2 separate regions of the Mus musculus genome follow, and region 2 is linked to region 1. A link is a contact called in ENCODE Hi-C or POLR2A ChIA-PET data. All regions are on one chromosome and are shown on one strand. Each heading gives the region's core, a stretch centred on a gene start or an enhancer-like site at or near the end of the contact. The rest is flanking DNA. Distances are from core to core; before and after follow the strand shown. Region 1 holds the start of 0610040F04Rik (RIKEN cDNA 0610040F04 gene). Region 2 holds the start of Edem1 (ER degradation enhancer, mannosidase alpha-like 1).

Region 1 (6,334 bases), core at 2,215-4,714:
GCTGACATTAAAGGCAAATGGTGACGCCACTCCCAGTTTTATGCTCTGTTGGGGACAGAACTCAGGCTTTAATGCATGGCAAGCAAACAAGAGAGCAGGCAGGCAGGCAGGCAGGCAGGCAGGCAGGCAGGCAGGCAGGCAGGCAGGCAACTCTATCAACTGAGCTACAATAGCCCCTAAATAACACACAAGTTATTTTGTTTGCTTGCCTGCCTGCCTGTCTTCCTTTCTTCCTTTCCCCCTCCCTTCTTTTTACAAATTTAAAAAAAAAGAAGAAATCCAGATACAGCCAGATAGGGATAATGTTAAAGCCTGGGAGTATATTTGGAACAAATAAAAAGTAGGAATTAGTTTATGTCTACAATGTTCAGAACTCAGGAAGCTGAGGCAGGAGGATTTCGAGATCAACGCCTACCTGATGTAGGGAGCTTGTAAATAACTTAAAAAAATTTTTTTTTAATTGAACAATTTACATATTTTGTTATTTACAGCTACAGAGCAAGTAACGATGGAAAGTTACTGATTAAATGATTTTAAGGATGTTATTTTCCTGAACCATGAACCATGCAGGCAAAATTGCAGAGATTAACTCCTGGGGGGAAGGGGCCGGGGACACAAGAGAGGACATATCCTCCTTTCTCTGACAGAGGGTATTTCCTAGTGGAACTGTAGTTTTGGCGCAACCATGACAACGCTTCCCCCTTAGAGTCACAGGAAGGTGGCAGCCCTTCCTCACTCCCACCCTACCTCAAGAGTGCCAGGACACATCCAAACCTCTGGTCCTGCTGCTCACCTCCTGGCAGGAAGGTGGGAGCATTCATTCCCTCCAGGGAGATTGATTATAACCTGTCAGCCAAACTATGTCTGTCTGGGGAGGAGGGATGGATCTCTAAGCCCCAAAGTGAGGTCAGCCAGTGAACAGTTAGAAAAGCAATCATTTCTCACACTTACTAATGGGTTTGACGCTTGTGAAACATAAACAGGAAGTAGAAGCTTGAGCGACCTGAAGGAAATGCACTCCCAGTTTGATCAACATGCGAATCCCAGTCCTCCAGGTCGTCAGAACACTGACAATGACGACTGACCCACCAAACTGCGCCCAGTTCTAGCAGTGACCTCATTTTCCCCCAATTTCCCAGCCAGGTCACTCCGCAGCGGGTTGACTGACCCTAAGCACGGTAGGGAAGGTTAACAGTCATCTCTCAACTCTCCGAACTTGCAGGGCAGGGGAGCGCAGAGGTCAGTGAAATCCCCAGCCAGGCCTTATTTTAGTCATGAATTTCCACTGGCCCCTTGCTGTGTGTCAGCGCCGCTCACAGCGCCGCAGGTTCTGCGTTTCAGATGCTTTCCCAGCTCCGGGCTGTTAGAAGGTCAAAGAGACCAGATTTTTCCAATGCAGGTCGGTGGGGGTGGGGCCGGGCGGCCTCCGCGAGATTGAAGAGAGCTGGGGCCCCTGGTGCTGCCCCTTTGTGCCCCGCGCACCGGCCTGTGGGTTAACCCCTACTACCTAAACCTCTTGGTTAGTATTAAATGAAAACTTTCTCATCTTATATTCCCTGCCAGTGGCCCTGTTAGACTTTCTGCTGAAGGCGGTCTTCTGGTTGGCCTCGTTGGCTCCTTCCCAAAGGTCCTTGTAAATTCAAGGTCAAAATCCGTGTTTGCCACCTCCACTGTCTCCAGCCGCGAGCTCGACTGGGTAAAGGGCTCAGTGAACTTGTGCTGCATAAATGTGGAGATTTCACTGTGATCAACCAAGAGGATGGGGCGGGAGGAGGGACCCGGGCGGGGGGGGGGGTCCTGCTTTCTCCTCTCTCTCTCCTGTCCTGGAATAGACTGCAAACAGCGCCACCCAAGTTCCTGGTTAGCAGCGGGATCCCATGCAGATCCCTTGCAGCCCGGTGCGCGGGGGTCTAGGCTTGGAAGCCAGCGCGGAGAGGCTTGCAAGTGAGCCGAGCTCCGGCCCGCGTCCGGGCCACGTGAAGCGTCACGCCCCGCGCTGCTGCAGGGCAGGCGCCGTCGCCGCGGTTGTGTAACGCTGCAGCCGGAGGGGAGGCGACCCGGACGCCTCTGCATCGGAGGGGGCAGAGGAGGGAGGGAACGCCGGGCACTGTGCCCGGTATCTTTCTGTGCTTGACTAGCCAGGGTGGGTGGGGGCAGTGAGGCACCCTGAAAGGCGGGAGGAGATGGGTGCGCGCCAGTCGGGTGCCAGGCCACCCGCAGGCTGCGCCTGGGACCTGAGCTCCCGGGAGAGTCCGGGGTGGGGGTGGGGGGAGGGGGTCGGCACGGCTCACACGGTCCACGGTCAGGTGCGCGCGGCGTGCTCGGCGGCGGCCTCGGCTGCCCTAGCTCCTGGCCACCAGCCCGCTTCCCATGGGGTGACATCCGCCCCGCCCTCGGTCCCTCCCCAAGGCGGGCAATTCCTGGACACTGAGGCTGAGCGCTGGGGGGGGGGGGGGGGGGGGGGCTGGGAAGCCAGGACGGAAAGAAACCCCAGCCTCTGGAGAAGGCTAAGGGGGGCCGACGACTCCCTCAGCTGCGCACCGGTTCCTAGGAGCGGGCCAGGCGGGGGAGGAGGAAGAAGGCTGGGCTGGAGCGACCAAGGGGATATTCCTCTCCCGGCTTGAGTCAGACGCGGGCGGAATCCGTCCTCCCCCGTTCCCTCCCAGGAGACGGGAACTTACTTCATTTCCCTGGGGCAGGTTCGCCCACGTTACCAACTCTTCCCCCCCCCCCTCCAGCTCCCCGGTTCCTTCCAGCTTCCGTGCCCCCCACCCAGCTGGGCAGGACTCTGGCTGCGCTGCCACCCCCTCTTTCGGGGAAAGGAGGCCGCAGCCGCAGACACCTGGGGGCCCGAGGTTTGGAGGGGGGGGGGGCACTTCGCAGCCGCCAGAGCGTTGTCCAACACGTGAGGCTCATGTGATGAAGCCGGGGGAGGGCGGGCAGGTCGCTCCTTCCCTCCCCGGCAGCGGCCAGACGTGCTTGGAGTCACAGGGTAGAACACGTAGCTTCTACCCACCCACTCGCTCCCATTTAACCCAGCCCGCAGCCTCTCCTTACTCCTCGGCTCGTCCCCTCCAGCAACTCCCCCCCCCCCGCCCCGCCCGCTCCGCCCTGAGCAACCCCCCCTTCCCTCCCGCCTCTCCGCCCGCCCCACTTCTCATTCACTTGGCTCGCACGGCGCAGACAGCGCAGCGAGCACACACCGCCAGTCTGTGTGCAGAGCGGGAGCCAGAAGCCGTGGGGACACCCGGCCATGCACGCCCCCAACTGAAGCGACACCTCAAAGCCGCTGCTCCTGGCATCCCAGCGCATTGCAAGGAAGCTCAGGCTAGCTCATAGGAACATACCTCTTGAGACCCTCGGATCCTCCCTTCCAGGGCAGCCCTTTCTCAGACTCTACTAAGTGCAGACAGGAGCGCACAGTGGCCCCTGCTCGCCGCATCATGGAACGGATCCCCAGCGCGCAACCACCTCCTACCTGCCTGCCCAAAGCTCCAGGGCTGGAGCACGGAGACCTGTCAGGGTAAGTGTGTGCTGTGATCCCTTCAAGTCTCCACTCCTAACCTTGTGTTCCGCGACACTCTCAACTTGGGGCATCTCTGAGAGTATAGGGGGCTTCTTTCACGTCTAGGGCTCCTGCAGCTAGTACGCACTCGGGAGTCACGGCTTTTTCTGACCTCTCTCCCTGCAGGATGGATTTTGCCCACATGTACCAAGTGTACAAGTCCAGGCGGGGAATAAAACGGAGCGAAGACAGCAAGGTAGGTGCATCCCTGGGAACCTCATTCCTTAGCCCCTCGTGTGCGCTGAGTTTCCAAGAAAAGTTTGCTTGTTTCAAGGTTGGCTGGGGGGTTCAAGATGAGATGAGCTCATTGCCACAAATGAGTGACTTGGGAAAGAAGGGGCAGAGAAGGTGAATCTGGGTGCGTCTCTGCGCCCTCGCAGAATTTTTCCCCCCTGCTACCGGTTGGGAAGGAAGGGAGGAAGCTTCGTTCCCTTCCCCGGGCACCCATTGCTTCCATGTATTCCATGCAGGAAACTTACAAACTGCCGCACCGGCTGATTGAGAAAAAGAGACGTGACCGGATTAACGAGTGCATTGCCCAGCTGAAGGATCTCCTACCCGAACATCTCAAACTTACTGTAAGTGAGAAGCTGGCTGCGCTCCAACCCAGTTCTTCTGCCCAGAGGGCGGATGGTGGGGTGGGGGTGTCTCTCGCCGCCTGCAGGCGTCACGGGGAACTGCATGCTAGACGGGCGGATCAAAGCTTCTGGTTTGGAGGGAACCCATCCCCAGACCCAGAACTTCCTAAGCAGAGGCAGAACCAGAACCATCTGGGGCCTCTTTAAGTTGGCTTCAACACTAACACAGCTTCCTTTTGGTAGTTTTTTTTTCTCTCTCTCACCACCTTGTAGTCTCCCTGACTTAAAGAAGCAAACCACGAAATTAAAAACTTAAGCCTTGTCCGCTTTTCATTTACAATAGGACCTACTTTATTTAATGTGTGCCTTTTTTTTTTTTCGTCATAATCTTTACTGGTAGCCAAAAGCTTTTTAGCTTTTCCTTCGGGAAAAGTATTTGGAAAGGAAGACAAAAAGCCAGCATGACTGGAAGTTCTGAACAAGTGTCAGGGGGGAAAGAAAGAAAGAAAGAAACGCAACACATTGGGAAAGCCACTTGGTTGCCAGACACAGTAGACATCCCTCCCTGGGTTGACACCACAGCAGATAAATGTTATCCCCGGAGTCCCCTAAGTTAAGGTCAGGGCAGCTGCTGGAGAAATATATCTGTCAGCTCACTCCCTAGACTGTAACAACTACCAAAATGCCTCCAAAGATAGACAACACGTGTCTGGCTTTTTTTTTTTTTTAAGCTTTTGATCATCTATGTGTATATGTTAAAACATCTGCAAACTTTAAATTTAGTGGAGCAGGAAAGACTCTTCCTATCTTTGTTGTTGTTGACACCCAATTCTCCTAACAGATAGTGTCAGAAGGGACTCCACTGACCTCACGGGTGACAGACTCTCCGTTTTTTTCTTCTTCTTCAGACTTTGGGTCACTTGGAAAAAGCAGTGGTTCTGGAGCTTACGTTGAAGCACGTGAAAGCATTGACAAATCTAATTGATCAGCAGCAGCAGAAAATCATTGCCCTGCAGAGCGGTTTACAAGCTGGTGAGTCCCCGGCCTGATTAGTGTCTCCTGAGAGCTCAGTGCCAATCTAGCCCCTGGGAGCTCGCTCTGGCTTCTGACTCTTCTGTTACCATTCATTTTTCACAGTCACTGGGCAGGGGTGGGGGGGGGGGAGATGCTCTTCTGATTCTTTCCTAAAAGGTCATATTTTGCCATACGGAATGCTGCTGTGCGCCACCTGAAATGAGTCCATGTTAGCCCAGTGATGAAATGTTTCGGTGACATTTTGAGAGTGTCTAGGTTATGGGAGACTTCCCCATCCCCCTTTAAAATGCCAAGGCACCTATAATTTGCATTGTGGGTGTTTTTACAGTTGGTCTGATGAGCCCTCATTCATGGGCGAACAGAACACGGGTCTGCCCCCAGTGTTTTCCTGTTTCTTTGCTTCCTTCTCTTTGGATGTGGGGTGCAGTCTTGGCAGGATGACAGCAGGTTTTCTTTTTTCTTTTTTTTTTTTTTCCTCTTGCCTGCCTTCCATTGTGGTTCCCTGAATAGCCACCAGGTATCTTGGCAAATTGCACAATCCAACGAAACCACTGCTTTCATCATTCATTTATCCTGAGTTTCAGAGAATCGGGGTACAGACCAGGGGGAATCCTAATATGTACCCCAATAGGCGTTCTTCAGTCCTGTCCAAGGCTAGAATGAGAATCACAGAAACCAAACCAAGCCAGTATGTCTGCCAGTTTTCTTTCTAAAAATAGAAAGTTGATCAGGACTGATCTCGGGGTGTGTGTGTGTGTGTGTGTGTGTGAGCTACAGTATATGGAGAAGACTTACAAATAAAGAGCCTAGTTAAACTGCACGGAGGAAATGCAACTATTTGATGAATAGGTTAGGTTTCTGTGTGTGCAGCAGTTGTTGGAGTTGTTGGTTTTAGTTTTGTGGTGGTTTTGGTTGTTCTGGTTTTGGTTTTCCTAAAGCTCAGAAGTAACCTGCCAGCCTCACCCTCCCAGGCGGGGGGATTACAGTGGGAGCTGTAACAGTTTCTTGGGCATGGTGGTGCATGCCTGTAGTCCTGTCCTTGAGAGGCAGATGGAGCCCCTTAAATTCATAGCCAGCCAGTTTTGCATAGGGAATTCCAAGCCTTTTAAGACTAAATAGGGAGATCCTAGATCCTATCTCGTACAAAAAAAGGGGT
Region 2 (6,389 bases), core at 3,514-6,013, 170 kb after region 1:
TTAGCCCCAAGTCTAGGACTTTTTAAAATGGTGGAGGCAAGTAAAGAGTTTTATCATCCAGTTTCTTTAAAAAAAGTTACACTGCCAGAAACTGAACCTAGGCTCTTGCGTAGTCTAGAGAAGCCCTCTACCACTGAGCTACATCCCAGCCTTAAAAAAAAAAAAAAAAAAAAATCAAAGCCATAATTAAGAAATTTCAAACATGTCTACTTCAGAGTGCAAATATTTTTATCCTCTGATATGCCGTTTTGGGGCTGAGGAGATGGCTTAGTGGATAAAGCACTTGCCTCCTAACCTGAAGTTGGGGTCCCCGGCAGTAGATGTTAGGCCCACAGTGTGCTTTGTCTGTAATCCCAGGACTGGATTCTGGCAGGGTAGAGAGGGGGCCATCAATGTGGCCACCTAGCCGCGCTGAGTGAGAGAGCTCTGGCTCCTTCTGAGCATACACTGCTTCAGGAGTTAAGGTAGAAAATGACTGCGGAAGATACCCAACATAAGCCCCGGAGCTCCGAGTGTGTACGCCTCCATACTCACACGCATGGGCATGTACATACACAGGCATGTTCGCCAAACACATGAAGAAATAAAAACACTGATTTTTTCGAAACTAATATTGTTATCATTTGGATTGTAAGCTATATTGAGTTTTGAAATGAGCCATTGTAGAAATGATTTAAATAAGTTAGGCTGTCGTACATACTGTCACTCTGTGTCACTGAGTGTGTGATTTGGCATACCTTTCACAAGAATTTACTATTGTCAAATTGATGGTAATAAGGAATGTGAGTCTGGTTAGTTCAAAAATGGAAAGTTTATTATTTTAAAGTGGTTGTTTAAAAGGTTTTGCTTTGTATCCCAGGCTGGACTCAAACTGAGGGTCCTCCTTCCTCAGCCTCGTGAGTGCTGGGAGGATGGGTGTGTGGCTCAGAACAGATCTCTAAAATTTGCCTTTTTGACTATGATAAGTAAATTGGGTGTTTTGGAGCATTGCTGCTTTAGTGTACTTTGTCTGGGAGAGTGACTTCCTTTTGCATCTGACATTGATTTGGTAACTGCATCCTCTCAGAAGGCCTGGAGGGTGGAAGCCTAAACGAGGTCCAGAAGATACCAATCTGTAACACCCTGCTGGCCAAGGACTCTGAAAACGTGCCACTGTGAGGAGACCGACCGTCCATCATGTTTGTTGTTTAAAATATCACTTTATTGAAAACTGAGTGTTCTTCCAGCAGTGCACACTTGTGAGTCAGGAGACTTAAGGAGAAAACTAGTCATGCAATCGGGAGCATTACAGACTTCCTCTTAAGTTGCTCTTCTAAGTTGGCAGGTGTTTCCTGTTGGTAAATATCCTCCAGAGAGTTCTATTTAAAATTGAGCTATTAATAAAAGTGGGTGCCCCTGTCATTGATGCCTCCTGTGTGTCATGGGGAAACAGAAACAGGTCAGTGACATTCTAGATAGAATGCAACGAGTGGAGTCAATGTAAGCAGTATCTGGAGTCACTGGCAAAAGGAAGGAATGTGGTGCAGAAGTCTCAGTTTAACATGCTAATGTAGCCTGATTTCGAAGAGTGTCATATTGGCACTTGGGGGAATGCCCCCTTTTCTTTCTCATTAACTGGTAGTATCCCTGGTGAGTTGCTGATGTCTTTTCCAGTCTATCTAATGAGGATTCCAACCCAGCTTCTTAGTGATTGTGGCATACTAGAGGTGAGGATACGCATACACACTCACAGCATTTGCCTAGTGACTATGTTAAGTGTTTTTTTATATGCCATCTACTTGAAAATACAGAAATATTTATTTTCCTCCACCTTGTTTTAATGGTGTAAGGGCTAATCACAGTTTACAGAACGATGCAGTGACGTGGATGAAAGACTTAAAACCTACAGGCTTATGTTTTTGGAAAGGCCTTTACAGTTGTATGCCCTTTTACTCCAAAGCTGTTTAGAACTAATAATAACACCTTGTAGCTGCTGTAGACTCAGGAAGAATTCATTTCAGCCTTTGAGAAACCTGGGACACTTAGAACTAATTCTTCCTTTCAAAAATAGGGGAGTGGGGGGTGGGGTGGGGGAGCCAAGTAGCTCTCTGGCTTCCCTTACATGGGAAGCAGAATAGTAGCCAGGCAGTTCATCTGTGACAGTGGTCAGCCCTCAGTTGTTACACAGTATGTCCCATACAATGGGTTTTCTGTTTCTTTGTCTTTTAACTTTATATCTATTTTTATAGCTTATTTCAATTCCCATTCTGCAAAACGAAATTCACATTGCTATTGTCTGTTACACCATTTGCCACAGTTCAGAGAGACTGAACATTTAAGTTGATTTCCCTTTGTGGGACAGGAGGGCTGGGGGAGGGGATGGAAGCTCACTATCATGTGTTTGTTTATTTTTGGGACAGTTGACTCACTGTGCTGTTCAACTGTCTTAGTCTTTTGGTCTCAAAGCAGTCCAGCCTTAGCATCCTGAGGAGGACTTCAGGCATTAAAAAGACCAGGCTGCCTCAAACTCACTCGAATCTACCTGCCTATGACTCTGAAGTGCTGGGATTAAAAGTGTTAGCCACCGTGCCTGTCTGAATAAGTTAACTTTTAATAGGCAAAGTTACTTGTTTCAGAAATTAACAGTTCACAGGAGATTGTCTTGGTCCCACTCACATAAAAGTCACTCCTGCCTGGCAGCACACCAGTTTATTTTCTTCTTCATGTCATTATTAGCAGGGCCTACTACTACAAGTTTTTGTTTGTTGGGTTTTTGTTTTGTTTTTGTAAGTGTATGAGAGAGTTTGTGGTAAGTATTGTTCATGTCTTAAAATGGGGAATATTTTGCAGCAGGGGAAACAGTGCAGGAACTAACTTAACAAGGTTACAGTTACAAGGCAGGATTCTGACTAGATTCTCAGCTGTGTCTTTGGAGCTGCACGGTAAAGCTGTACCTAAAACGGAAGTGACTTTTTCATGCTAGTCCTGAGGTACTCTTGTGAGAATGTATATGTATTTGGAAAAACCTATCACAAACCTTCCCATAATATCTCATTTGGAGCGGAGGCAGGAGGATTACAGGTTGGAGACAAACTGGGGCTACATAGTGAGATCCTGTCTTAGAATTTGTTTTTATATTTAAGGCTGAATATTCTGATTAGATAGAGTTGTCTCAATTTCATCAGCTACATTCAATCTGAGAAATCCTAGTCTAAAGGGACAGTCACAGATACTTCATCTTTAGTTTTTTTTTTTTAATGAAGATAAAATAGGAATACATGCTAGCGTTCTGAAAACCTGTTCTATTGGCACTTATTGTCAGTTGTGCCATGAAAAGCATTTTTCATAAACTAGCTGGTTTTCTATGGTTATTAGACTCGTCTTTTAAAATTAGGGCTTTTCTGTAATGTGAGAACAGTTGCTGTCATCAGTGGCTGACAGCTGACCAGAGTGCAAGCTACATTTCAGCTAAAATTTGCACAGAAGTAGCTTATGGAGGAAACAAAGCATAGCTTTAATGTCCATTTTCAGTTTGTGTTAGCTTCAGGGAGGCAGAAACTAGTAGTTCCGTGTCAAGGACTGGAATCAGTTGGTCTTATACAAGTTTATCCAGTCCAGTAACTTCTTCCCCCTCCCCCCTTTTTTTTTGTATACTGCTCAGGCCTTTGTATCTCACAAAATAAGCTCTCCCAACCCAAAGAACTTAAATTGTTGCTGGCTGCTCTGTTGTACCCTATCACATTGCAGGGACAATTCTGACCCCAAAATGGAAGGAGAATGGTCCAGGATTTACCTAAGTCCTCCCTGTCATTGCCTTCAGGTTGGTGACAGGCATTACTGATTTCGTTACTTCCCCTATTTTTTTTTTTTTTTTTTACTTTTTTATTTTTATGTTTTGCAAGTTTGATAGACACAGGGTATAATCTTAGGAAAGGCAAAACTTTTACAGGCGCTCCAAGTGTTGAAAGCCACAGCCCTTAAAAAACGAAATCAGTAACCTTAATTATAGGAATTAGCACTTGGATGGGATTAAACCCCCAATCTGCCCTACATTTCCAAGGTCGCCTCTGCCTAGCACTGCGATGAGATGATAGGACTGTCAGGAAAAGATGTTTAAATGGTTCTGATGAAAATGATCTGGTGTTAGTTCCCCCTCCCGCCTTGTTGGGATTGGATGTGATCTTGGAGTATTTTAGAAGTATTATGAATTTTTTTTTTCCAAGTTAAGGCGTTCCAATAACAAAACAAAAAATCTGGACATTTCGTGCGGTCTGGACCAGGGAGTCCCACTCCCACCAAGTTAAAAACCTTTCCTAGATATTCGTAAGTACTTCCTTTGCCTAAAGGCCCTGGCCCTTACCTTTCTCACACCTACTACTCCATACCTGGACGGGCTTTCTCCCATCCATCTTCTGTTCAGGGACACCATTTACCCGGGCTAGGGCGGGTCAGAGGCCATGTCTGTGTCCGGCTCCCGGAGCTCCCGTGCCGCGCTCCTATTGGCTGGAAGTTCTTTCCCCAAAAGCCAGAGCGACCTAGGCTCGCCACGCCAGCTAGACCAGACTCGGAACCGCCCAGGGGGCGTGGCCCAGTGGCAGGGCGGGGCCTTGCAGTCCGGGCGGCCTATAGAGCCGGAGGGAGTCCCCGGCCGCGCCCCTCGAGGCCGGGCCGGTGGAGGCCAATCCCCGGCGGCCGGCGGGCGAACGCGGGGCCAGGCGGGCCGGTCCCGTCCGCGGGGCGGGGGACAATGGACCAGTTCCTGGTGCGTCACGAGGGAGTTCCTTAAAGGGGAAGTGAGCGGGCTCCCGGCGGACGCGCGGGGAGGCGGTCGGCTGGGGACGCGCCCGGCGCTTCAAAATAATGCCCGCGGCGGACGCGCGACCATGCAATGGCGAGCGCTTGTCCTGGGGCTGGTGCTGCTGCGCCTCGGCCTCCACGCGGTGCTCTGGTTGGTCTTCGGGCTGGGGCCCAGCATGGGCTTCTACCAGCGGTTTCCGCTCAGCTTCGGCTTCCAGCGCTTGAGGGACCCCGACGGCTCGGGGCCAGTTGGTCCGCCCGGAGGCCCGGCCTGGCTTCATCGGCCAAGGCGCGGAACGGAGGGGCGGCTTGAGACCCCGCCAGAGCCGGGACCGACGCCGGGACCGGGCGTGTGCGGCCCGGCGCACTGGGGCTATGCCCTGGGCGGCGGTGGCTGCGGCCCGGACGAGTACGAGCGGCGCTACAGCGGCGCCTTCCCGCCGCAGCTGCGTGCCCAGATGCGCGACCTGGCGCGGGGCATGTTCGTCTTCGGCTATGACAACTACATGGCGCACGCCTTTCCGCAGGACGAGCTCAACCCCATCTACTGCCGCGGCCGGGGGCCTGACCGCGGAGACCCGTGAGTAGCCCGCGCGCTGCCTTCCGCCCCTCCGGGTCCCTGAGAACACACCAGGGTCTTTAAGGTCCGCAGTAGTCCGAGGTTCCTCCTCTCCTTACCCCAGTGGACTGCCATCCCCTTGATTCTCCCTGACCCTCCAAACTTCAGGACAGCTGTCCTTGTCATTTTCTGTTGCAAATGGGGAAACTGAGTCCCAGAGACCGGAAGGGACAATCACAGTATCCCTTGCTCCAGATAGACACATATCTAAGTGCTGGTTATATAGGTTTCCTTTGGAAAACTCCGCTTCAAAACGAAGCCTCCCCACTCCTGATCAGAATGCCACACCCAAAGCTTTAATAAGGTTAAGGAGCGGGTTCCTAGAAAGGGGCCATCTAGTGAGTTGGACGCCCGGATTGGGATGAGGCGTTAAGTGTTTCTCCTTTCCAGGGGCCGCAGCCTAGACTGAGGGGAGCTTATTGGCAGGAATGGTAGTTGCCTGGCCCAGATTGGCGATCTGGATACTTGAAGGATGATTTCTTAGGCGCAGAGTTGACTGACACCGTCATTGCTTGGTACCATCGTAAACACCAGTGGGGTGATGGTGCTGTCAGAAGGTCAACTAGTCCTCGCAGCCCACTAGCCACGTATGGGAAGGTGGAGTTCCGGGGTTACTCGAGTGGACTTCAAAGTCCAAGACAGCAGGACACCCAGCCAAGTTCCTCCTCCCTGAAGGGTGTGCGTTGCCACAGACCAAGTCAGGCTGGTTGGTGACTGTCGTGTTTCCCTCTCCTTAGATGGGAGTGGAGTTATTAGGTTGTTTGTTGTCTTGGCATTCTACATGGACACCCTTGGACATCTGGCATGTGCATTTCCCTTTACCTTATGGAAGCCAGGAAGGATTCTTAGTTTCAAAAAGGAAAGCTAAGGGCTGATGAGATGACTCAGCCAGTAAGGGCCCTTGGCACTGTGCTCAGACGGGAGTTTGATTCCCCAGGACCCACATGGAAGAAGGAGAAAGAACCGAAGAGACTCCTGCAGTTGTCCTCTGACC

What was found. A loop is a pair of places that touch in the nucleus more often than their neighbours do. ChIA-PET counts read pairs that join two places held with the same protein, here RNA polymerase II (POLR2A).
Region 2: a map of heart shows a loop between it and region 1 (9-fold over the local background). The contact joins the promoter of Edem1 here to the promoter of 0610040F04Rik in region 1. A Hi-C loop is called at or near these places in 2 of 37 maps with a recorded cell type or tissue (T-helper 2 cell and heart). POLR2A ChIA-PET finds 5 or more read pairs at or near these places in 3 of 5 experiments (Patski and embryonic stem cell).

What each region holds. Positions count from the first base shown.
Region 1 is chr6:108,657,470-108,663,803 of GRCm38, forward strand. 0610040F04Rik (RIKEN cDNA 0610040F04 gene) reads right to left here and starts at 3,465. Exons shown (of 7, transcript NR_104577.1): 1 at 3,348-3,465. Bhlhe40 (basic helix-loop-helix family, member e40) reads left to right here and starts at 3,160. Exons shown (of 5, transcript NM_011498.4): 1 at 3,160-3,523; 2 at 3,692-3,761; 3 at 4,036-4,143; 4 at 5,052-5,175. The coding sequence starts at 3,444.
Region 2 is chr6:108,823,878-108,830,266 of GRCm38, forward strand. It overlaps Edem1 (ER degradation enhancer, mannosidase alpha-like 1), which reads left to right and starts at 4,764. Exons shown (of 12, transcript NM_138677.2): 1 at 4,764-5,356. The coding sequence starts at 4,863. Gm35417 (a long non-coding RNA gene) reads right to left here and starts at 4,399. Exons shown (of 2, transcript XR_377956.4): 1 at 4,340-4,399.